4 separate regions of the Homo sapiens genome follow, and regions 2, 3 and 4 are each linked to region 1. Evidence: chromatin contacts called from ENCODE Hi-C or POLR2A ChIA-PET data. All regions are on one chromosome and are shown on one strand. Each heading gives the region's core, a stretch centred on a gene start or an enhancer-like site at or near the end of the contact. The rest is flanking DNA. Distances are from core to core; before and after follow the strand shown.

Region 1 (5,465 bases), core at 1,009-3,508:
TTGTCTCCTTGCACCCAAGGAGTACATCTTTCTTTTCTTTTTTTTTTTTAAGACAGAGTATCACTCTGTAGCCCCAGCTTGAGTGCACTGGCACAATCAAGGCCTATTGCAGCCTCAACCTCCCATGCTCCAGGATCAAGTGATCCTCCCAGCTCAGCCTTCAGAGTAGCTGAGACTATAGCTAATTTTCCCTTGAAACAGGGTCTCGCTCTGTCGCCCAGGTTACAGTGCAGTGGCATGATTCTGGCTCACTGGAGCCTTGACCTACAGGATTCAGGTAATCCTCCCACCTCAGCCTCCCAAGTAGCTGGGACTACTGGCTTGTGCCACCATGCCTAGCTAATTTTTGTATCTGTTGTAGAGACAGGCTTTTGCCAGGTTGTCTAGGCTGGTCTCCAACTTGTGGGCTCAAGTGATTCGCCCGCTTCGGCCTCCCAAGGTGCTGGGATTACAGCCTTGAGCCACTACCTGGAGCTAATTTTTTATTTTATTTATTTTCAATTTTTTTTCTTTTTTTTTTTTTTTGAGACGGAGTTTTGCTCTTGTTGCCCAGACTGGAGTCCAGTGGCACTATCTTGGCTCACTGCAACCTCCACCTCCCGGGTTTGGGTGATTCTCCTGCCTCAGCCTACCAAGTAGCTGGGATTGCAGGCATGCCACTGTGCCTGGCTAATTTTGTATTTTTAGTAGAGAAAGGGTTTCACCATGTTAGCCAGTCTGGTCTTGAACTCCTAACCTCAGGTGATCCGCCCACCTCAGCCTCCCAAAGTGCTGGGATTACAGGAGTGAGCCACCACACCCGGCCTTTTTTTTTTTTTTTTTTTTTTGAGACGAAGTTTCGCTCTTGTAGCCCAGGTAGGAATGCAATGGCGCAGTCTTGGCTCACCACAACCTCCACCTCCTGGGTTGAAGCAATCCTCCCACCTCAGCCTCCCAGGTAGCTGGGATTACAGGCATTCACCACCACGCCCGGCTAATTTTGTATTTCTAGTAGAGACGGGTTTTCTCCATGTTGGTCAGGCTGGTCTCGATCTCCCAACCTCAGGTGATCCACCCGCCTCAACCTCCCAAAGTGCTGGGATTACACGCGTGAGCCACAGTGCCCGGCAATTTTTTTATTTTTTTTGTAGAGACAGGGCCTCAGTATGTTGCCCAGGCTGGTCGCGAACTCCTGGGCTCCAGGGATCCTCCAGCCGCAGCCTCCCAAAGCGCTGGGATTACAGGTGTGAGTCACTGCTCCCGGCCTCACCTTTCGACCTCTGCTCCAAAACACACTCTTTGTTTTTCTTGAGAAACCTGCTGATAAATATCTGTACTTCGATGCTCCAACACTTTTTGAGCGACTATTACGTGCCAGAAACTATACAAAAATAATCAGGCAAGGACTCTAATCTGCAAAGCTCAGAGGAAACTGGAGAAGATAAACAATAACACAGTTCACTGTATCAACAGAACTATGCCCAAAATGCTAAGGCAGCATCTTAGCCGGAGTGTGGAACTTTAGAAAATCTTAGTAAAGTTCCACAGAAAAGTTGTTTTTCTGCAGTTCGTAGTTCGGTCAATAAAAGAACGAAATTCAGCGCACTTTAAAAATACACAATGGCACAGGATCTGAACACTTGACATTGTAGAGAACTGCTGGCTGCTAATAAATATAAGGACCTAATCATTTCATTGATGCCAAAATAGTCTCCAGTACGTTTACACACAGCCCTAAATTTATTCAGGCGTCTCTTCTGGAACGAGATGTAAGCTGATTTTGTATTCATTTGCCCCGTCTCCCACCACTTTAGGCCAAAAGTGCCCTAGTCGAGCATGAAATCTTCACAGAAGTTGAGAGTCCCCATCGCCCTAAAGTCGAAGCTCTATAATCACCAAGGAGGGTATAGTGACAATCTAAAACTAATACACATTCCCTCTCCTGGACTCTATGCCCCTAAAGTGGCCCCCATGGGACATCTGCAAGAACCTCCTCTCACAAACTGGCTCCCCCAGTTGTGTCCCGCCCCCTCCTTTCCCCTACAGTCACTTACCCTCGGTTTCCCCCTGAGCTTTCATCCTGAAGGCGAGGAGAAGCTAGATCCGCCACAAAAGGATAAGCCCTTCCCCACCACTAACGGAGGAAACAAGTTGGCTCGGGATCCCGGGACGCAGGGCACCAGCAGTCCCTACTCTTCCCGGGAAGGATCAATCTGAAGTCCCCGGCGGCAAGAAGAGAAGGGTGCTCGAGGCCGCCGCCATCTTCCCCAACGGAACTTCCCAAAATTCGCGAGATAAACCGTGGTCCTGCCAGAGAGAGGAAGAGGACAGGGCATCGAAATCTCGCGAATATTGGTCAATGCGTCGGCCTCGCGAGATTTCTTTCAGCGCAGTCTTCCCTTTGATCTGAGCTGTCTCAGGCCTCGCGCCGCTGGATATTAAACCTGCCGGCCGGTAGCTTTCGGCTCCCCTGCGGAAACCGCCATTTTTTTTTTATTTTAGCAGTTAAACAGCTCGCAAATTAAAATCTCCAGATCCCTGTACTGAAAGACTAGCTTTTCTTTTTTTTTTAATTTTTTTTTTTTTTTTTTTGAGATGGAGTCTTGCTCTTGTCGCCCAGGCTGGAGTGCAATGGCACGATGTCGGCTCACTGCAACCTCCGCCTCCCGGGTTCAAGCGATTCTCCTGCCTCAGCCTCCCGAGTAGCTGGGATTACAGGCACCCGCCACCACGCCCAGCTATTTTTAGTAGAGACGGGGTTTCGCCGTGTTGGCCAGGCTGGTCTCGAACTCCTGACCTCGCTGTCCGCCCGCCTCGGCCTCCCAAAGTGCTGGGATTACAGGCATGAGCCACCACACCCGGCCATGACTAGATTTTCAAAGGCTATTGGTATCAGGAGTGTCTTATGAAAGATAAGTTTAACCTGAGATACTAGATGCAATAATTACATCCTAAGAAAGATAGTGGCGCATTGTAACATGACGTTCAAAGCGAGCCTATAGCACAGTTAATTCCCCTTTTCTCATTTTTTTAGTTTCAAAACTATTTCTGGCTAGGCGCAGTGGCTCATGCCTGTAATCCCAGCACTTTGGGAGGCCAAGGTAGGTGGATCATCAGGTCAGGAGTTTGAGACCAGCCTGGCTAACATGGTAAAACTCCGTCTCTACGAAAAATACAAAAATTAGCCAGGTGTGGTGGTGCGCTCCTGTAATCCCAGCTACTCGGGAGGCTGAAGCAGGAGAATCTCTGGAACCCGTGAAGCGAAAGTTGCAGTGAGCAGAGATCGCGTCACTGCACTCCAACCTGGGTGACAGAGTGAGACTGTCTCAAAAAGAAAAAACTGTATCCTTTACTATCCTCAAACTAAGTGTTCTTCACTTAGTAAGCATCTGTGGAGTCCTAATATGTGTATATTTGGAGCTGCTAATACAAACATGAAAACACGGCTGGTCGCGGAGCTACTCAGGAGGCTGAAGCAGGAGAAGCGCTTGAACCTGGGAGGCAGAGGTTGCAGTGAGCCGAGATCATGCTACTGCACTCCAGCCTGGGTGGCAGAGCAAGACTCTGTCTCAGACAAATAAACAAACATGAAAACACAACCCTAGCGCTTGATAGGCTAATCTTATTTAGAGTTCCGAAAATATGATTGGTCACTATAATCATAGGGGCTCAAAATTTTTTCATTAATTATTATGCCCTAAGTACCAATGCCAGATACCCAACTACACTTTATCATGGAAACTCTATACAAATAAAAAAAAAAGTCTGTACTAAGTGTTGCTAGGAAATTTTTAACTTTATAAAGCTTATAAATAAACTTTACTAACTTCTGGTTACAGAATGGAATGAGAAGTTATCATTTGTCATCTGAAAATGCAGATGAGAGACACCATTGGAAAAGTTCTACTCTAGAAGATAAGAGAGCAATGTCCTTTGGGAGGCTGAGGCAGGTACTTGAGATCAGGAGGTCGAGACCAGCCTGGCCAAAATGGTGAAACCCCATTTCTACTAAAAATACAAAAAATTAGCCGGGTGTGGTGACACATGCCTGTAATCCCAGCTACTGGGGAGGCTGAGGCAGGAGAATCGCTTCAATCCGGGAAGTGGAGGTTGCAGTGAGCCAAGATCGTGTCATCGCACTCCAGTCTGGGCAATAAGAGCAAGACGGAGTCTGAAAAAAAAAAAGAAAGCCATGTCATTAAACAAGAAAAGTATTCAAGGTACATATAGGAACAGTATACATAGGAAAATGGGTACAATGGGCAAATTGTAAGTGACTAAGCTTTGAAGGAGGCGCCAAAGGACTCTTTTTTTTTTTTTTTTTTTTTTTTTTTTTTTGAGACAGTGTCTCGCTCTGTCGCCAAGGCTGGAGTGCAGTGGCACAATCTCGGCTCACTGCAACCCCCGCCTCCTGGGTTCAAGCAATTCTTCTGCCTCAGCCTCCCAAGTAGCTGGGACTACAGGTGTATGCCACACCACCCAGCTAATTTTTTTGTATTTTAGTAGAGACAGAGTTTCACTATGTTGCCCAGGCTGGTCTCGAACTTGAGCTCAGGCAATCCACCCACGTTGGCCTCCCAAAGTGTTACGATTACAGGCATGAGCCACTGTGCCCGGCCCAGAGGACTCTAAACCTAAAATCTAAACTAACAAATTGGTTTGTTGGGGAAAAAGAGCTATTGAAACTTTAGTTAAATATTTCTTCTTGTGTACAGCCTAAATGGAAACTTTCTGACTTGTTTTAGTAGATTTGCAGGCTAAGTATTGCCATCACCTGACTGATCACTTGGGGTTCACAGAGTTGCCCTGACTCTCTGCCCTTGAAGGTTATGCAAATAAAGCAAATGGAGCAGTCCTGGAATTTCTGAGTTCAAAGTTTTTCTGTATAATGAAGCAACCCTTATTTTACAAAAGCACAGATTGGATCAATACCTGCAGTTTACAGTAGATATTGTATTTTAAAATTTAGATACAGCCTGAGATTTTCTGCTGCAGAATTTTATTCACCAAAAAGAGGAATACCATGTTAGGGAGATTATCTAAAAGAAAGAGAGAGAGAGAAAGAAAGGAAAAGAAGGAAGGAAGGGAGGGAGGGAGGAAGGAAGGGTAGTTCAATACAAAGTACTGGTTTAGTATGTAGAAGTGAGGTGTCCCGGCTCCAGGCACTTTCTACACTTAAGTGTCAACATGGTCCAATCTAACTCCTTCTCAGTGTCAGTTTAACCTATATTAGATGTCGATAATAAGTGGCTCACGCCTATAATCCCAGCCCTTTGGGAGGCTGAGGTGGGTGGATCACTTAAGGTCAGGAGTTCGAGAACAGCCTAGCCAACATGGCCAAAGTCTGTCTCTACTAATAATACAAAATACAAAATAATACAAAAAAATTAGCCGGGCATGGTGGCGCATGCCTGTAATCCCAGCTATTTGGGAGGCTGAGGCAGGAGAATTGCTTGAACCTGGGAGGTGGAGGTTGCAGTGAGCCA
Region 2 (5,465 bases), core at 1,920-4,419, 320 kb after region 1:
ACCAGGATGTAATCCAAGAGCCCACATATCCCAGTATATGTTTGAGTGTTAACTGATGTTTCCTGGCTGCTACCTTGCCCATGGCTGCACAGCCCCACCACCAGCAGTGACTTCAGGTTTTCTGCTGTGATGGTTCCCATAGCAGAGGGAAAGGGGGCTTAGTGGCAGCAACTGCTTTTTCCACATGGACCAGCACATGCACTCAAGAAGTATATGCTGTGCAGAGTTGTTATGATATCTATAAAGTGCTTAGCAGTGCCAGGCATGTGTAAGCACTCTATTCCCATTATTTGCTTAGCACCATGGTTAGGTGATTTGAGGAATACAACAAAATTGCAATCCACTAGAGGAGATGCAGCATGTACATCATTTCATGACAAATCAGTATCCTTAATGCTACATGGTAGAACAAAACATAGAGTAGCCAAGAGAGTGGAAAGAGAAAACTGAATTACTTCTCAAATATGCCACACTTAATATGGGGCAAAGATTCATCTATTCTTTAAAGTCTCCTTGAAATCAGAGGTGGTGGTAGTGACGGTGGTGGAGACAGTCATATCTATAATAAGAAGCAGACTAGTAAACTCGCCTGGAGTGCAGAGGGAGGATGGAGCAGAGAGAGAACACAGGGGTGTGGGAATGTGGACAATGTGTGCTTCTTTTTATTTTTTATTTTTGAGACAAGGTCTCACTCTGTTGCTCAGGTGGGATTGCAGTGGCGTGATCACAGCTCACTGCAGCCTCAACCTCCTGGGCTCAAGTGATACTCCCACCTCAGCCCCCTAAGTAGCTGGGACCACAGGCCCATGCCACCACACCTGGCTAGGTTTTTGATTTTTTTTTTTTTTTCAGAGACAGAGTTTCACTATGTTGCTTGGGCCGGTCTCAAATTCCTGAGCTCAAGTGATCCTCCCACCTTGGTCTCCTAAAGTGCTGGGATTACAGGCATGAGGCACTGTGCCTGGCCTACAATGTGTATTTTAAGGGCAGATGTGAGGGAGGCCATTCAGACAAGAGTGAGATATTACACAGAAGAGGGAGGAGGAGTTCATTGTGGCTGAAGTAAAGGACTGGTTGGCTGAAATGATAAAATTAGAAGAGGTAAGTTGAAGACAGATTGTGGAGGGCTCAGAAGGCCTGACTGAATGGTTTAGATTTGATTCCACTGGGAGCCATTGAAAGGTTTTTTTGAAGAGGGGGGCAAAATGATCGAACCTTTAGAAAAATAACAGAAATCCAATATTTAGAGTCACCATGATGGGGTAAGGTGAAATATTCAGGTCTTAAGTCTTAAAGTTCTTCAAGTCACTTAAATGTGTTTGCTGCTGCGTCATATAATTTCCCACAAGTGTTATCCCTCACTCTTACTATCAGCACACATCCAAAAGCAAATGAACAAAAAAGGCAGGAAAATAGAATATCCAACCATCATCATGGCTCTGATCTCAACCTAAGTGAAACTAACACTTCTTGCAGGAGGTGGAAAACAGAGGGGAGCCAGAGAACAAGAAGAAACAGGAAGGAGGAAAGAACAGAGAGAGCTGTGGGGGTGGCACTGGGGAAAGCTGAGCTGGAGACCACATTTGGTTGCTGCAGAAGTCTTTGTCCTCTGTGAGACACTGGGAAGTGCTGTGTGGATGTCATCTGTTCTCATGGAGTCACCAGGGAAGACTGTTCTTTTCTAAAGAGAATCACCCTTGAGGGAGAACAATTGCCCTTCTTCAAGGGTTTTTTTCCTCCTATCAATTTTCTTTTTTGTTTTTGAAACAGAGTCTTGCTCTGTTGCCCAAGCTGGTGCGATCTCGGCTTACTGCAACTTCTGCTTCCTGGGTTCAAGTGATTCTTGTGCCTCAGCCTCCCAAATAGTTGGGATTACAGGCACCCACCACCACACCTGGCTAATTTTTGTATTTTTAGTAGAGATAGGGTTTCACCATATTGGCCCGGCTGGTCTTGAACTCCTGACCTCAAGTGATCCACCTGCTTAGGACTCCCAAAGTGGGGAATTACAGGTGTGAGCCACTGCACCTGGCCTCTCCCACCAACTTTCAATGACCAGACTCCTTGCTGTCCAAAGCCCCGCGCATGACATGCACTGCTCTTGGTCACCTCCTGGGGAAGGAAGGGCCTGGACTGCAGTGCCTTATAGGCCGAGGTCTGGCGCTGCTCTGTCACCTGCCAGCTGTGTCACTCCACCTCTCTGATCCTCCTTCCTTCCATGGTAAAAGAGCCTCACTGGTGGTTCCTAATAGCCCAAAAATACTATGACATTGTAATGCTTACAGGATTATGGACATCAGGCCTTTGGGAAGGGGTTGGAAAAATACTTTTTTTTCTCTTAGAAACAGGTATTAAAACTGCTTCCTGTTGCTGTTAACCAAAGCAGGCAATTTCTCATTAGTTACTTCACAGGGAGATCCGATGGTTTGTTGAAGTGTCAAAACCTCATTAACATGTTTACCACAGGTGAGTGAGATCTTTTTTTCATGTTCTTTTCGTTATGAAAACTTCCTTTAATAAAGTAATACATAAAACTTTTAAAATAAGGAGATGCTATGGTAACCACTTTGGTCTGAATAACATCTGTTTTTTTGGGAAAGAATAAAAATCAGGAGAAATATGCAGAAATGTAGTCATTTTTCTTCTGCATCCAAGAGAGAAATCCATTTTGAGCCAAGTATTTGAGGATGGCCTAGTTTGAAGTGTAGTCAAACAAGTTTATAACAGGAGAACAAGATTCAGAGAAAGGAAATCCCCTAAAGGACAGTATGTGCAAAGGAAGGTCTTCTTGTCCTTTGAAAAGAACAACTTAAACAGAATTATTCTGACAATGTAAAGATGGTGATTCCTGATGGACGTGTGTCCATTTTTTTTTTTCCCATTTGAAACAAAGACATACAAAATTTCTTGGAGAATTAGAAAAAAAAATATTTTTCTCCAACTTGAGAGCATGTTTGTGTCTCAAAATACATTTAGACTTGATCCAATCTGTCCCTCTTCCCCAGTTCATCTCTAATGGATGCAAAATGCTCCCTACTGGTAATTATCGCCAGCCCGCCTGAGATAGCAGCGGGCTGACCTGATGGTCTATTTTCACCTTTACCCTCACAGTTCAAGAGGTCAGGGAAGTCAAGGCTGGTCTGAGTGCTGTGCAACTGTCAGCAAGGATTAAAGGGAATGACTCACTCTTCCTTCACACCTTACCCATTGCCATTACCCTGGCAGCTGAATCTTCAAAAAACAGTGCCTTGGAGAGGAAATATAGGAGAAAGGAGAGAAGAGGAGAAGAGAAGGGAGGAGAGGAGGGAAGAGGAGGGGAGGGAACAAGAGGACAAGAGAGGAGAGGTGAGGTGAGGCGAGGCAAGGCGAGGGGAGATGGAGAGAAAACAGTAGCCCCATGTTTTACATCACTTCATCTCATACACTGCACAGTGTCACAAATAATGTTCCTTTCTCCCTCCGTTGACATTACTATTTTCTATCACAAAGGTTGATTCAATTAAATAATTTAAGGGGTTTCTTTTATTTTTAATTTTTAAAAACCTTTCAAACAAAAGTTTAGGATATAAGTTAATGCAAGAAGATTAGAACAGTGCCCAAAACAAGAATACCATATATATGACAGGAACTCTTAACCTTCTGTATGATGAATGAATGGACAAAAAAGTGAGTGAACAAGTAGTACTGCCCTAAGTAAAACACATGAATGTCGGGCTAATGCGACTGTGTTTTAGATTCTCAGATTTATACCATCTTCCTAAAACAAAAAAGACTCTAAAAACCTAGGATATGGTTTATAGCATAAACACCACATCTGTATAGCCTTGAGAAAAAGGCTATCTGAAGTTACGCACATGGGCTTTCTAAACACACAGTGGTATCAATAATTGCTGCCTTTTATTTCTTTTCTAATTAATCTCACAGACTTGTACATGGGAGGAGACTTCCTGGTCACTTCATCACCTATTCAGTCTCCTCATTTCACAGATGAGTAAAGAGAGGCCCAGAAAGGTTCTGTGATTGGTCTAAACACACAGTTAAGAAATGACAGAGCTAGGATCAGAACCTGGGTCTTTTAGCTTCTAATCCAGTACTCTTCTTATTGCACTACAACACAACTTACGAAAAAAAAAAAAAATTCCCCCAGTTATTCTGGGCCCTGAAGCCCTGAAGTTGCTACCTCAATCAAGAGCTAACTCTACTAGGTTTCTGATTCCAGCACAGAGAGAATGTGATGGTTCAGAAGATGAGAGAAATCAACACCTACAAGATCAGCATCTCTCACAAGTCTGGAAGTAGTGAAGTGAAAATCCTCTGGTTGCAATTGTAGCAAACAAACGAAATAGATCCCCGAGGCAACAGGCAAAATGGCATGAATTTGCACATATGAAACATGCTATATTTTTGAACCCATGAAATACCAAAGCAACTTTTATTATATTAAGTAGGGCTTTAGTTCAACTATAGGTTTAGGGCAACCGAAAATACTAGGGACTGTCTCTCAAATTTTAGTTGTCTTACACCAAAATGCATTGACCACAACTGGATTGAAATTAAGTCACAGCTGGGCGCAGTGGCTCACGCCTGTAATCCCAGCACTTTGGGAGGCCAAGGCGGGTGGATCACCTGAGGTCGGGAGTTCAAGACCAGCCTGACCAACATGGAGAAACCCTGTCTCTACTAAAAATACAAAATTAGCCAGGCATGGTGGTGCATGCCTGTAATCCCAGCTACTCAGGAGGCTGAGGCAGGAAAATCGCTTGAACCCAGGAGGCAGAGGTTGCGGTGAGCCGAGATCGCGCCATTGCACCCCAGCCTGGGCGACAAGAGTGAAACTCTGTCTCAAAAAAAAAAAAAAAAGAAAGAAAGAAAGAAATGAAGTCGCTTTACATTTTTTTCTTGCCCAGCTCTCCCTATGATGTCCCTCCTCTTGTCGGCTTCAGCCATTTCTAGAGTCAAAGCTTTCTCCAGACCAGCCTGGGCAACATGAGGAGACTCTATCTCTACAAAAAGTTTAAAAATTAGCTGAGCCTGGTGGTGCGTGCCCATAGTTCCAGCTACTTGGGAGGCTGGGGTAGGAGGATTTCTTGAGCCCAGGTGTTTGAGGCTGTGATTGCACCACAGCACGCCAGCCTAGGCAGTACAGTGAGACCCCGTCTCAAAACAAACCAACAAACAAAACCCATAACTTTCTCCAAACTAAAATACACTCAGAATAATAAGGCAAGCTTTCTTTTGTACTCCAGTCAGAACCTCTTCACATAAGTAAAGCCCAAAAGATATATGGGAATATTTGTAGACAATGTCTTAAACTCACCATTTGTTTACTGTGCCTAAACTCTAAATGGAAGTCACTACATGCTCCCCTGACATGTCTCACCAAGGGGAGGGAGGACAGCAAGGAGGAGGGGATCTCCCTAAACTGAAATATACCAACTTTTCTCTGACACAATTTGTTCTTAAAG
Region 3 (5,465 bases), core at 1,412-3,911, 300 kb after region 1:
GTGACAGGGCCCACATCTGGGGAGCTGACGCGAAGTGCTGCCTGCCATGCATCACACGTTCCAGCTTCCCGGGACCAGCGTGGCCGGTGGGAGCCGGGTGCCAGGGCACATTGCTATCCTTGGCAGCACCATGGGCCTTTAGGGTAGGGGTTCTGTGGAGGGTGTGGCTACAATGTTGGCCTCCCTGCCTGCTCAAGTGTGGAGGGGAGGGAGGACTGCTGCCAACGCTCTGGACTCTGGGATGGGGGTGGGCATGATTCCAGGGGAGCCCACCTCCCTGGGCGGGGCATCCAGACAAAGCCCTGGCCAGTTCTGCAACATCCAAGTTCACGGGTGGTGGACAGGCCCAAGGGTTCAACATCAGGTCAGGGACCCTGCCTGGCTCCTTCCTTGGGCCCCAGTGCCAGGCACCCTGATGAGGGATGAAGAGAGGAAGGACAGGACACAGACAGGGGAGCCCAAAGCCACTTGGAAGGATTCTTTCTTCCAAACTATCCACATAAGCAGTTTTCTAACTCCTTCCCAGAGCCCAAGGGTTCTGGCAGGGGCTTGAGGGGCAGGTTGGGGTGGTGATGGGGGATGCATTGCCTTTCTATCTGGAACTTGAGCCTTATGGTATATTCAGGAAAAAGGCTTGAACCAGTGAAGTACTGATCTGGTCCAACAGATAGAAAGAGGGCCCAGAGAGGTCAGGGCTTGGTCCAACTCGCACAGTGGTGGGGCGTCTGCAGACTGCTTTCCTGTCCTGTGCTGTTGGCAGAACCTCAGCTTTGGGACTTGAGGGGGAGTATGCAGTGGCAATTAGGACAAACGACTCTGAGCTCTCAGTTGAGTTGGGGGAGGAGAGAAAAGAAGGAGTTAGATCCTGGGGGAGTTGGATGTTGCAGACTGGACTCCAGAGCCTGGGGGTGTGGGCGATCCTGGGGTGTGGGGAGGGCGGGCTGAGGCTGCTCCACAAGCGTTCTCGAAGTTCACCATACAAGAAGGGGCGGTGTGGGGAAATGGGGATGAGGCCTGAAATTCAATCCCATGTGGGTTGAGTTATGATGTCATCTGACACCCTCTCACACGGCTGCATCTACCCCAAGGAAGGGGCAAGTTTTTCTTTGATGGGCACCTGGGGGGGCTGTTTAGCTGGAGTTTTTTTTGTTTCGCTTTTTTTGTTTTTGTGTTTTTTTTGAGACAAGTTTCGCTCTGTGGCCCAGGCTGGAGTGCAATGGTGTGATCTCGGTTTACCGCAACCTCCACCTCCTGGGTTCAAGCAATTCTCCTGCCTCAGCCTCCCAAGTAGCTGGGATTACAGACATGCACCACCACGCCCAGCAATTTTGTATTTTTAGTAGAGATGGGGTTTATCCACGTTGGTGAAGCTCGTCTCGAACTCCCGACTTCATGTGATCCGCCCGCCTCAGCCTCCCAAAGTGCTGGGATTACAGGTGTGAGCCACCGCGCCGGGCCTGGAGCTGCATTTTTGTTGTAAGCACTTTGTTCTTACTTGGATTAGGTTTATTTTAGGGTGGTTTGGGGCAGACTGAGGGAGATTGGAAGGCAGAAACCACCCCCTCAGGACAACCACGTGGATCTCCTTAGGGTCTGGGTAGTGGAACTGGGCCCTGTGACCTTGGAGTTGGAGGGGAAGCTGTAAGCAGGGATGGAACGGGCCACCCGCACCCTCACACAGCTGTGACCAACAGGCACGGTCATCCGCATTCACCTGCCCAACTCCCATGCCCTGAGTCCTGTCCTCCAGGGCATTCCTACTGGCACTACCCCAATTTCCCAAAAGATTCCAGGGATCTCTCTCTCGCTCTCTCTTTTTTTTTTTTTACAGTCTCACTCTGTTGCCCAGGCTGGAGTGCAGTGGCTGATCTCAGCTCACTGCAACCTCCACCCCCTGGGTTCAAGCGATTTTCCTGCCTCAGCCTCTTGAGTAGTTTGGGATTACAGGCGTGCGCCACCACGCCCAGCTAATTTTTGTATTTTTAGTAGACGGGGTTTTGCCATGTTGGCCAGACTGATCTCAAACTCCTGACCTCAAGTGATCCTCCCGCTTTGGCCTCCCAAGGGAGGGTTCCTTCCTCCCAGGCTGAGGCACCCTGCCCCACACATCTACTGGAGGAACTTAGTGTTGGGGCCAGGGGGTGGCTGGGTAAGGCTGGATCCCACACTTGTCAGGCCAGGTTGGGGTAGGGGAGGATACACGGGGGACCCGTCTCTCAGCCGTTCTGGGCCGGTGCCTGAGGCGATCTGCCCCGCCGCCCGCCCTTCCGCCACCACCCAAGTCGCATGCGCGCGCCGGGGCCGACGGGCGCCAGGCTCCACCGAGCCACCCTCCGTCGTGGCGGCCCCTCGTGCCTCTGCGGAGGGAAGGCCGCCGGCTTCGCCAGGGGGCGCGCGTCGGGGTCGCGGCTCTTTGAACTCGGCCCCACGAGGGGACGCGCCATCGGTTTCGTGGCTTGCGTGGCGCCGCAGCAACGAGCCGGTCGCCCCGGGGCGTTGCTTAGTCCGGGCCTCGCTGCGAGTCTGTGGGCGAGGCGGGAGGTGCTTCCTTGGCCAGGCGGGTGGAGGAAGGTGTGGGCGCCGCATCCCAGCGTCGCGGAGCCTCCAGGCGCGGGCAGGCGAGACTGGCGTGCAGCGCGACGGCCTAGTCCCGGCGTCCCACCGTCCCCCACTCCCGCAGGCGCCGAGCCGATTCAGCCGCGCGGCTGCAGTGACACCCAGCGGCCGTCGCGGGAAGTGCGGTCGCCGCGGCCAGGCCTCCGGGGCTCCTGTCTCTCGAGGTTCCCACCCCGGTTACGCGCGGGCACCCCGGAGGAGAGCGGCCGCGCGCTGCAGATGCCCGCGGGGGCACTTCCCCTGCCCCTCCCCCGTTTCCTCCCCGCAGGCGCCCGAGCGCCGGGAGATCCTGCGCAGCGGCAGTGCCCGGAAGGGCGGGGCGGGGTGCAGCAGCGGCGCTGGGCTGTGACCCGGGCAGTTTCACTTCTGGATCCTGCTCGGGCTGTGATAGGACAGCGCGGGGGCAGCGGGGGAACACGCGGGCACGCCGAGATCCGGCGCTCGGGACCCCGATGAGGGGAGGCCTTTCACTCCTGGGGTGTCACGCGACCCACGCTTTCCTCCATGTCCACTCCCACCCCCCATGGGTTCCACTTTGCTGTCCCCCGAGCTGCCGCTCCTCCCCAGCAGACACCGTCTCCGCCGGGGCTGCCGACCCCCGGAGAGGCCCCGAGCGGCGTGGGCGGCGGGAGGAGGGAGCTGTGAAGCCGCAGGCAGGGGGTTAGGCTGCGGGCTGCTGAGACGCCGAGCTGTTTCTCAGAAGTGCAGCTGCCCCTCCCCTCACACCCCCCTCACTCCCACCGCGCGCCGCACCCCTGCCCCCTCTCCGCCGGCCTCCCTTTCCTCTCCCAGGCACCCTAGCCGGGAATCTGGGGTCTGGGTCCACGCAGAATTAAGAGGAGAACCTGAGAAAGGGCGGGGGCCGGGGGTTCAGACCCAGCCTCAGCGCGCGTTATTCCGAGCCTCCTATAATTCCACAGGTGAGGGGATCCTGTCCCCTACCCCTGGGGTCCAGGATTGGAATTTGATAGAACAGTTAGGAAAATGACATCTTGAGAGAGTCAGGGCCCGGCCACTATTACTCTAGCTCCAGCGTCCAGTGAGGAGAGGAGAGAGAGGGAAGACCTGGAGCCCGGCTGGTGCAGTGAGGTTGAGGCCTGTCTTAGGAGTACCAGCTGGAAGGCCCTTCAGAGATCCCTGACTCTGGGGAAAATCAACGCCCAGAAGGGGAAGTCAAGTGTCTGGGCTCATCCCGAGAGGGAGAGGGCTGGGATTGGAACCAGGACTCCAAATAGTTGCGGGAGTCTGCGACTGTCTTTTGCTTGGGACTTCAGAGCTTTGCTGGATTCACTGACTCAGCCTGCTTTCCCTCAACACACACAAACACACACACACGAGACACGTGCACGCGCGCACACACACAGATACACAGACACACACAGACAGACATGCAAGGAGAGAGACAGGCACACATGGAGACAGACACGCACACGCAAAGAGACACACAGCTCCCCAGGAGTCTAGCGGGGCAGCTGAGGTCTGTGAGTGAGACATTCTCAGTGAGACACTGAGAATGCAATTCCAGTGGGGGTGGGATGGGGATTGGGCGGTGGAAGGACAAGCCCGGGGGAGGAGGTGGCATCGCCCCCCTAGTTCCCATCCACCACCACCCCCAGTGCTGTGGTTTATTTGCCTAGGCAGCTCTTCTGGGCCAGGGGGCCAGGGTACTGGGGTGGAGAGGCGAGGTGATGGGAAAGGCTGTTCTGGGGCTTCCTGCCCCCTCACTCCTGGGGAAGGGGGGTAGCTGCCATCACCCGCAGGCCTTTCCACTGCAGCCCTTTCCTTGGGTATGTGTGTTATTCTGGGGGAAGATCTGTTATTTGCGGAGAAGGGAGGCAGCTGCCTACTTCACAGGTCAAGACAGAGTTAAAAACAAAACCACAGCAAATTCAACACCCCGTGTCCTTCAGGGACTTTCCATGACACCTTCCTTCCCCCCTCTCCCCTAAGCCAGGGAGCACCTCCCCAGAGGGCCTCCCCACCCCAGGTGCAGTGGCTTTTGGCTTTTATGCAAACAACTGTCTGATCCCGGAATGCTCCACAGCCCGAACTGTGGCCTGGGCCGAATGTGCCCCTCCACCATCCCTTGGGCCAGTGTTTCTGGTCTTCCTGGAGTTGTGACCTCCACTCTTCCTCAGACCCTGGATTCTGAGGGACAGGAGATGAGGGCAGGAAGCTAGGTCCTTTCCCCCTGCCTGCCCTCGGGTGGCAGTTGCCTGCAGGTGGAGGGTTTGGGCACAGCAACCTAAGTGAATGGTCCGGGGTTTTGAGTGATGGGGGAGGGGAAGAAGGAGGGTGCAGGTGTGGGGTGGCCTCCACTGCCAGGCCCACCACCCTCTAGGGCATTGAATTAGCTCCCAAGATCAGGAAGGAAAACTCTTCTCAGGCTGGGAGTCCATTCAACCCCAACGCCAGTGTGGACCTCCGGTCCTGCTCACTGGCAAAGGGGGTCAGGATCTCCCTGTCTCCCTCTCTTCTGCCTGAGCTGCTTCTGCTTTGGGGAGGGATTTGGGGATGGGGAAGGCCATATAATCTTCTCTCCAGGGCTGAAAACCAGCTACTGAGGGGCCGTTTTTGAATGTATTCAGTGCTAAAATGCAAAGGCAGGGTGCCATGCCATTCCTTTCTCCTCCTCAGCTTGAGCAAGACTGGGAAACCTGTAGGAGACCCTCAGCCAGTTTGAACATTTTGGAGTGCTGATGGGAGGGAGATGATGCTGATCATGGAGCCAGAGGACGCTGGTGCCAGCCTAGCCCCACATTTGTTAGTCTTAAAACTTCAGACAATCTTTCTCATGCCTCTTCCACAGAAGACGGAAAATGGAGGGTGCTTTAGATGAGGCTGAGCAG
Region 4 (5,465 bases), core at 1,893-4,392, 300 kb before region 1:
CTCAGCTTCCTGAGTAACTGAGATTACAGGCATGCACCACCACGCCTGGCTAATTTTTACTAATATACTAATATTAATAATATTAATAACAATACTAAATATACTAATTTTTGTATATTTAGTAGAGACGGGGTTTCACCATGTTAGCCAGGCTGGTCTCAAACTCCTGACCTCAGGTGATCCGCCGGCCTCGGCCTCCCAGAGTGCTGGGATTACAGGCATGAGCCACCCTGCCTGGCCTAAATCATTTATAGACATGGGGTCTCACTATTTTGCCCAGGCTGGTCTCAAACTCCTGGTCTAAAGCTATCCTCCCACCTCAGCCTCCCAAAGTGTTAGGATCACAAGCATGAGCCACCGTGACTGGTGCAAGCCCCCATTTTATAGACGGGGAAACCTTCCTCAGAGAAAGGAGGAAGCTGTCAGGGTCACCAGTAGTTGGTATTGAGCCTGGCCTCCTGCAGGACTCCCAGGCCAGGATGCCAACTCTCGCTGCCTCTTCTTTATCTGTCATATGCACCTCTGGTTCCATCTGACCAGACTGTCAGTTCCCTGGGCCCCTGCTCTGCACCCCAAGGCCATTTTCCTGTCTGTCATCCTGGTCTCCCCTGCTGTCTGACTCTGTCTTTGGGCCACTCATCTCTCTGCTGCTGCTGTTCTAATGATAGATGAGGTTTCAAGGCTCTACCAAACAAGCCTGTCCATCAGGAGCGAGGGGAGATCTCAGCTACTTCCCAAGGCCCCCCACCAGCCCCACAAACCCAGAGCCTTGGGGAAGGATGCTAGCATCTCTTCAGGTCCTGCTCCCAGCTGCCCTTCCACTGGTCACAACAACTCCGCCATCAATCAGGTCAGGCTGCCCCTCCTTAGCAACTCTCCCCCAGAACGTCCTTCTCCTACATCTGGCCTCCCCAGACACCCGCTTCCTCCTCATAGGTCCTCCTGCCTGTGAAATCCCACCTGGCCTGTGAAAAGGGCACCGGACTGGGAGTCAACAGCTGCCGCCTCTGGCTTCTTACAGATTCCTTAAGTCTAACCTCTATCCCTCCTGCTGCAGAAAAAGTGCATTTCTCCTGGCTCAATCTCTGTCAAAGCCAAGAAGACAGGATAGCCTCTACTTAGAGAAGTGATTCAAGTCTCTGCCTGCCCCACTCTTCCTGGTCTCCTCAACCGTCTACTACCCCAACCCTACTCTGAAGGGGCCGCCCTCAGCCAGGCCCGGGTCTGGCCACTATCTCCCAGCCCATCCTTGTTACCTCCCAATTCCCCCTTCCCCAGCCCTCTCCGTGGTTCACACAATCCAGCCAAAGGTTCAGATCCTCCCCTCATAAACTCTGTTACACCCAGAGTTCAGAAGATCACACCAGGTTGAGGATTCAAAGGAGCCCAGAAATTATTCATAACATATCCAACTCTCTCCTGTTTACCTTGATTTTTTTAAAGTATCAGTTACCCATAAAGACCCTAACAAATATGAAAAGGAAAGGCAATTATAAAAGATCCTTCATTATTCCACGCACAAGAGTCAAAGATTTTGCCAACAGCCTCACTTTATAAATGCAAAAATAGGTCCAGAGAGAGAAAGTAACTTGTCTAAAGTCACACAGCAAGTGAGATGGCGGGACTAGAAGCCACGTCTCTGGCCACCCTCTGTGTGGTCTCCCTGAAAATTGGTGGTTCTCACCAGCAGCTTCTCGGTTCGTCAGCTCCACTGCCCTCTGCCCATACTTCCCACTGTCAGCCTCCTTCCCCTCCCACCCCCAACATACTCTTCTTCTCAATAGGGACCCAGGTCTGTCTCAGCTACATGCTGGGACCATTAAAGTCAAGAACATTGCCACTGACACTGTGCCTGGTGCCAGCACACTCCTGAGACACAGCAGGTCAACCACAGCACTCACCTCAACAGCGCCTCCCTCACCCCACCTGAGGGGCACCCATGCCAATGATGCACAGGTATCTATCTTCTTAATCATCTCTGCTGAGGGGCCAGGCTGCAAATTACCCATCTCCCCAACCCCAGAGAAAGTCTAGGTGCTTAGGGGAGAACAGAGACTATGAAAATTATACCATGAGGGATTCCAGGTAGATCTCAGAAAGGACTTCCAGGTGGGAGAGATGAGTTTGGAGAACTGGTAGGGGGGAAGAGGAGTGTGCAGAATGGGACGCCTCCCTCCACCCCCTACCCCAGTGCCCCATCTAGAGCCAGAGTAGCTGAAAGCCAAAGGCTGCCAGGGCAAATGGGAGCAGGTGTGAGGAGGGGGACTCTTGAGGCTGGGGGTGCAGAAGCAGCAAGTTGCTTCTTCCTGGGCCCACTGCCTCTCTACTGACACCAAATAGGCAAGGGAAGGTGACCGAATGGCTGCTGCCTTCCCAGGCAGAGACGCTGTGTCCCCACCATCCCCCTGGCTGCTCCCACCTATCCCTAGCCTGGATCAGCTTTGGGGTCGGGGGTGTGGCAGAGAAGAGGAAAAGAAGGCATGGCTGGGGCAGGGGCCTCCCCAGGCTCCCATCTCATCAGAATTCAGCCTTGCCTGGGGTGATCAGGGGTCCTGATGACTCTCCCGCTGTCCCCTTTCAGAGCCCATGGCCACATAGAGCCCCCTCTCCTAAGGTCCCTCCAGTATCCTTCCAGGAGAGAAGGAGAGGTCCGGGCATCGGTGTCTCCACCGTCACTCACACACCCTATGTGTTTGGGAAAGTGGGGTCCCTATCCACCTGCCCACAGCCCACAGCTCTCCTGGCCTCCTGCGGACAATGCCCCCCTCGCGGACATCGCCAGGCCGTCCACACCTGCCCATGCCCACACCTGACTGCCCGTCCCTCCCCGCCCCCGGCCCACCCGGGCCGGCTCCCGCCAGTCCTACCTGCTCCGGGCTGGGGGCTCAGCGCCCGGGCAGCCTCCCTGAGCACCAGCACCAGGAGCCAGAGCTCGCCTCGCATGGTGGGTGCCCGGACCTGCCCCCGGCCTGCTTGCTGCCCCGGTCCTGACGAGGGAGGGGGCCCTGGCTCAGGCTGCGGCCGCGCGGTCCCCGGGGCTGGCGGAGGGGCGGGCGGCGAGGAGACGGCGGAGCGCGGGGCCGGGCGAGCCGGCAGGAGCGGCGAGAGCGCGAGCGGAGCTGGAGGCTGCGGCCTCCGGGAGCAGGCGGGGAGCTGGGGGGGCCGCTGGGTCGGTGGGGGTGGGGGGGAGCTGGGGCAGGGGGCGGGGCGGGGGGCGCGGCGTCGTTGGGGGCTCTCCCGGCGCCTGCCCTCAGCCCTAACGGAGCGCTCCCCTAGAGCTCTGCAGCCGCTCCCAAGGCAAGGGGTGCAGAGTAGGGGACAGGGCGGGAGCCCCTCGGGCTGAGAGAACCCCTAGAAGCATCAGCCGCCCCGCGCTCCTCACTGAGCTCCTGGCTCCCTTTCCCTCCTCCGTTCCGCCGGGAAAGCTGCAGAGAGAAGGCCCGAGGACTGGACCCCTGGAAGGGACAGGCGCCCCATCCCTGGGTCACGGGCCCCTGACTGTTCCCCGCCCCCAGCTCCTCCAAGCTCTGCGACTTCCTGAGCTGTTCTTCGGAATTCTGTGCGTCTCTGATGCTTTGTCCTCCAGCCCCCACCCCCAGAAATCTCCCCCTGCAGCAAAGACCCCCAGCTTTTCTCCCCAAGAGGGGCCTGAATCCCACCCCCCTTCCATGACTCCACCTTATCCCTCCACCCCCCATTTCCAGCACCGATTTGCCCCCCAAGCCTAGCAGACGTGAGGGTGGAGGGGGCCTGGCTACCCCTTACTCTGCAACAGTCTGGACCCCTCCCCACGAGTAGGTAACCCAGGCCTCCTGCCTCTCTGGGGCCTCCAGGCCTACTCAGGGCCAGACCCAATCAATCTTCAGAGCCAGCCCCAGACGAGGAAATGGCTCACCCCACCTGTCACCACCTTCTGACAGGCTCTGGGGATAGATAATCTTTTTATTTTTTCTTCCAGGACAGAATAAAAATACCCGCAATGTAGGATATTTAATAGACGGCAAGGAATCAGGTCAGGACACGAAGATGCCTCTTCCCTCCCCTGACCTACTTCGTTCTTGTGACGGCAAGGAGCTGGGGCGCTGGAGAGTGGGAGACGGGGTGAGGGGGCATCCTGGCTTCTAGTGGGCTGGGGCCTAGGGACTAGAAAACCGCGGAGAGGAAGGGTGCGAACGCTGAGCGCCATTGGAGAAATTTTCCAGGAGGAGGGATATGGGCGGGGACAGGAGAAGGTACACTGTGGGCTGGAAGAGACGGATTCCGTGGCACTGAGGTTAAAAAAAAAAAAAAGAAAAGAAAAGAAAAAAAAACACCTAAGAAAGGAAACAACTAAAGGCTCTCTAATCTCTTAGAACGCCGGTTCCTCCTTCCGCCGGGCCCAGAGTCCCAGAGACTACCTCCTCCAGCCCTAAACCCAATGTCCCCTTACCGTGGAACAAGGCAAGGCCGGTCTGTAAATTCTTCTTGATGTCTAATTTAAATCCCAACTTGGCGGACTCTCAAACAGAATCAGATAGGCAGCTACCTCCAGCTGCAGCTACTTGCTGCCCTCAAGTGGCCACGTGACGAGCCACAACCCTCTTGTCCTGCGGGTTTCCTCTTTCCCCAGCCTGCCCACCCCCTGTCTCCGACCTCCTGCCTTCCTCGAGGTCAAGGTGAGAAGTCTCGGGACGGATTCCAGCTCCAGCCCCGGCGTCTTTGCACATTCCTCCATCTGGGGTACCTCGTGGTCTGTCTTACAAGAAGAGCTCAGGCTGAAACATAAACTTGTAAATAGTAGAAGCAAATGTGTAAATTTTAACGTAAGCCTCTAGAACTTGAGATCGTAATCACCTGCAGGGTGTGTGTGTGTGTGTGTGTGTGTGTGTGTGTGTGTGTGTGTGTGTATTTTGTTTGTTTTTTGAGACAGGTTCTCGCACGTTGCCTAGGCTGGAGTGCAGTGCTGCGATCATAGCTCACTGCAGCTTCCAACTCCTGGACTCAAGCGATGGGGAGCGTATATGAAAACACAGATTTCTGGACTCCACCCTCAAGTTTCTAATTCATTAGGTCTGGGATGAGGCCCGAGCGTACCCAGGTAATGCTGCTGGTCCCAGGACCACATTTTGAGAGCCACTGCTGTTGAATCCCCAGTTCCTTTCAGTCCCTCACTGCTCCTCGTCTGCCAGTAGGAGTAAAAGCAAACAGCTTAGGAAAAATCGACACCCAGGACAAAAACAGTATCTCGAAAAGGCCAAAGAGGGGGCACCCGGATTTGAACCGGGGACCTCTTGATCTGCAGTCAAATGCTCTACCACTGAGCTATACCCCCTCTGCCGGCAAACCGACCGCACGTAGTCGTTTAGTGGTATTGCTGCGCAGGCGCTGTGTGGCGTTCCCGAAGGGAAGTGGAAGTGGGGTAAGACGTTTACAAGAGATGGAAAAAATACAACTCCCAGAAGAATTACTCACTTGGAAGCAGGGGT

The links. A loop is a pair of places that touch in the nucleus more often than their neighbours do. ChIA-PET counts read pairs that join two places held with the same protein, here RNA polymerase II (POLR2A). Pooled maps may share reads with other maps.
Region 2: a pooled map shows a loop between it and region 1 (2.7-fold over the local background). The contact joins the enhancer-like site here to the promoter of MED1 in region 1. A Hi-C loop is called at or near these places in 4 of 50 pooled maps. POLR2A ChIA-PET finds 5 or more read pairs at or near these places in 7 of 52 experiments (OCI-LY7, PC-9, activated CD4-positive, alpha-beta T cell and 2 more).
Region 3: a map of OCI-LY7 shows a loop between it and region 1 (4-fold over the local background). The contact joins the enhancer-like site here to the promoter of MED1 in region 1. A Hi-C loop is called at or near these places in 5 of 168 maps with a recorded cell type or tissue (CD4-positive, alpha-beta memory T cell, OCI-LY7, ascending aorta and 2 more), 8 of 37 single-sample maps with no recorded cell type and 16 of 50 pooled maps. POLR2A ChIA-PET finds 5 or more read pairs at or near these places in 6 of 52 experiments (A549, HEK293T, WTC11 and 3 more).
Region 4: a pooled map shows a loop between it and region 1 (5-fold over the local background). The contact joins the promoter of PLXDC1 here to the promoter of MED1 in region 1. A Hi-C loop is called at or near these places in 1 of 168 maps with a recorded cell type or tissue (naive thymus-derived CD4-positive, alpha-beta T cell), 1 of 37 single-sample maps with no recorded cell type and 10 of 50 pooled maps. POLR2A ChIA-PET finds 5 or more read pairs at or near these places in 7 of 52 experiments (A549, A673, CD8-positive, alpha-beta memory T cell and 3 more).

What each region holds. Positions count from the first base shown.
Region 1 is chr17:39,449,005-39,454,469 of GRCh38, forward strand. It overlaps MED1 (mediator complex subunit 1), which reads right to left and starts at 2,259. Exons shown (of 17, transcript NM_004774.4): 1 at 2,034-2,259. The coding sequence starts at 2,058.
Region 2 is chr17:39,771,081-39,776,545 of GRCh38, forward strand. All of the region lies in intron 7 of IKZF3 (IKAROS family zinc finger 3), which reads right to left. Among named protein-coding and RNA genes, the nearest start is that of GRB7, 36 kb to the left of the region's middle. RefSeq lists an enhancer at 1,582-1,641. Within about 2 kb of position 3,170, at least 4 of the 41 ENCODE cell types and tissues checked have a DNase peak (open chromatin) inside an H3K27ac peak, as active enhancers do; they include OCI-LY7, where a contact is called at or near this core.
Region 3 is chr17:39,751,635-39,757,099 of GRCh38, forward strand. No RefSeq gene overlaps it. Among named protein-coding and RNA genes, the nearest start is that of GRB7, 16 kb to the left of the region's middle. RefSeq lists silencers at 2,287-2,426, 2,467-2,516, 2,657-3,386 and enhancers at 3,877-3,926, 4,337-4,646. Within about 2 kb of position 2,662, at least 35 of the 41 ENCODE cell types and tissues checked have a DNase peak (open chromatin) inside an H3K27ac peak, as active enhancers do; they include OCI-LY7 and ascending aorta, where a contact is called at or near this core.
Region 4 is chr17:39,148,495-39,153,959 of GRCh38, forward strand. PLXDC1 (plexin domain containing 1) reads right to left here and starts at 3,143. Exons shown (of 14, transcript NM_020405.5): 1 at 2,868-3,143. The coding sequence starts at 2,943. It overlaps TRC-GCA2-3 (tRNA-Cys (anticodon GCA) 2-3), which reads right to left and starts at 5,311; the gene lies at 5,240-5,311. RefSeq lists enhancers at 4,647-4,796, 5,169-5,465.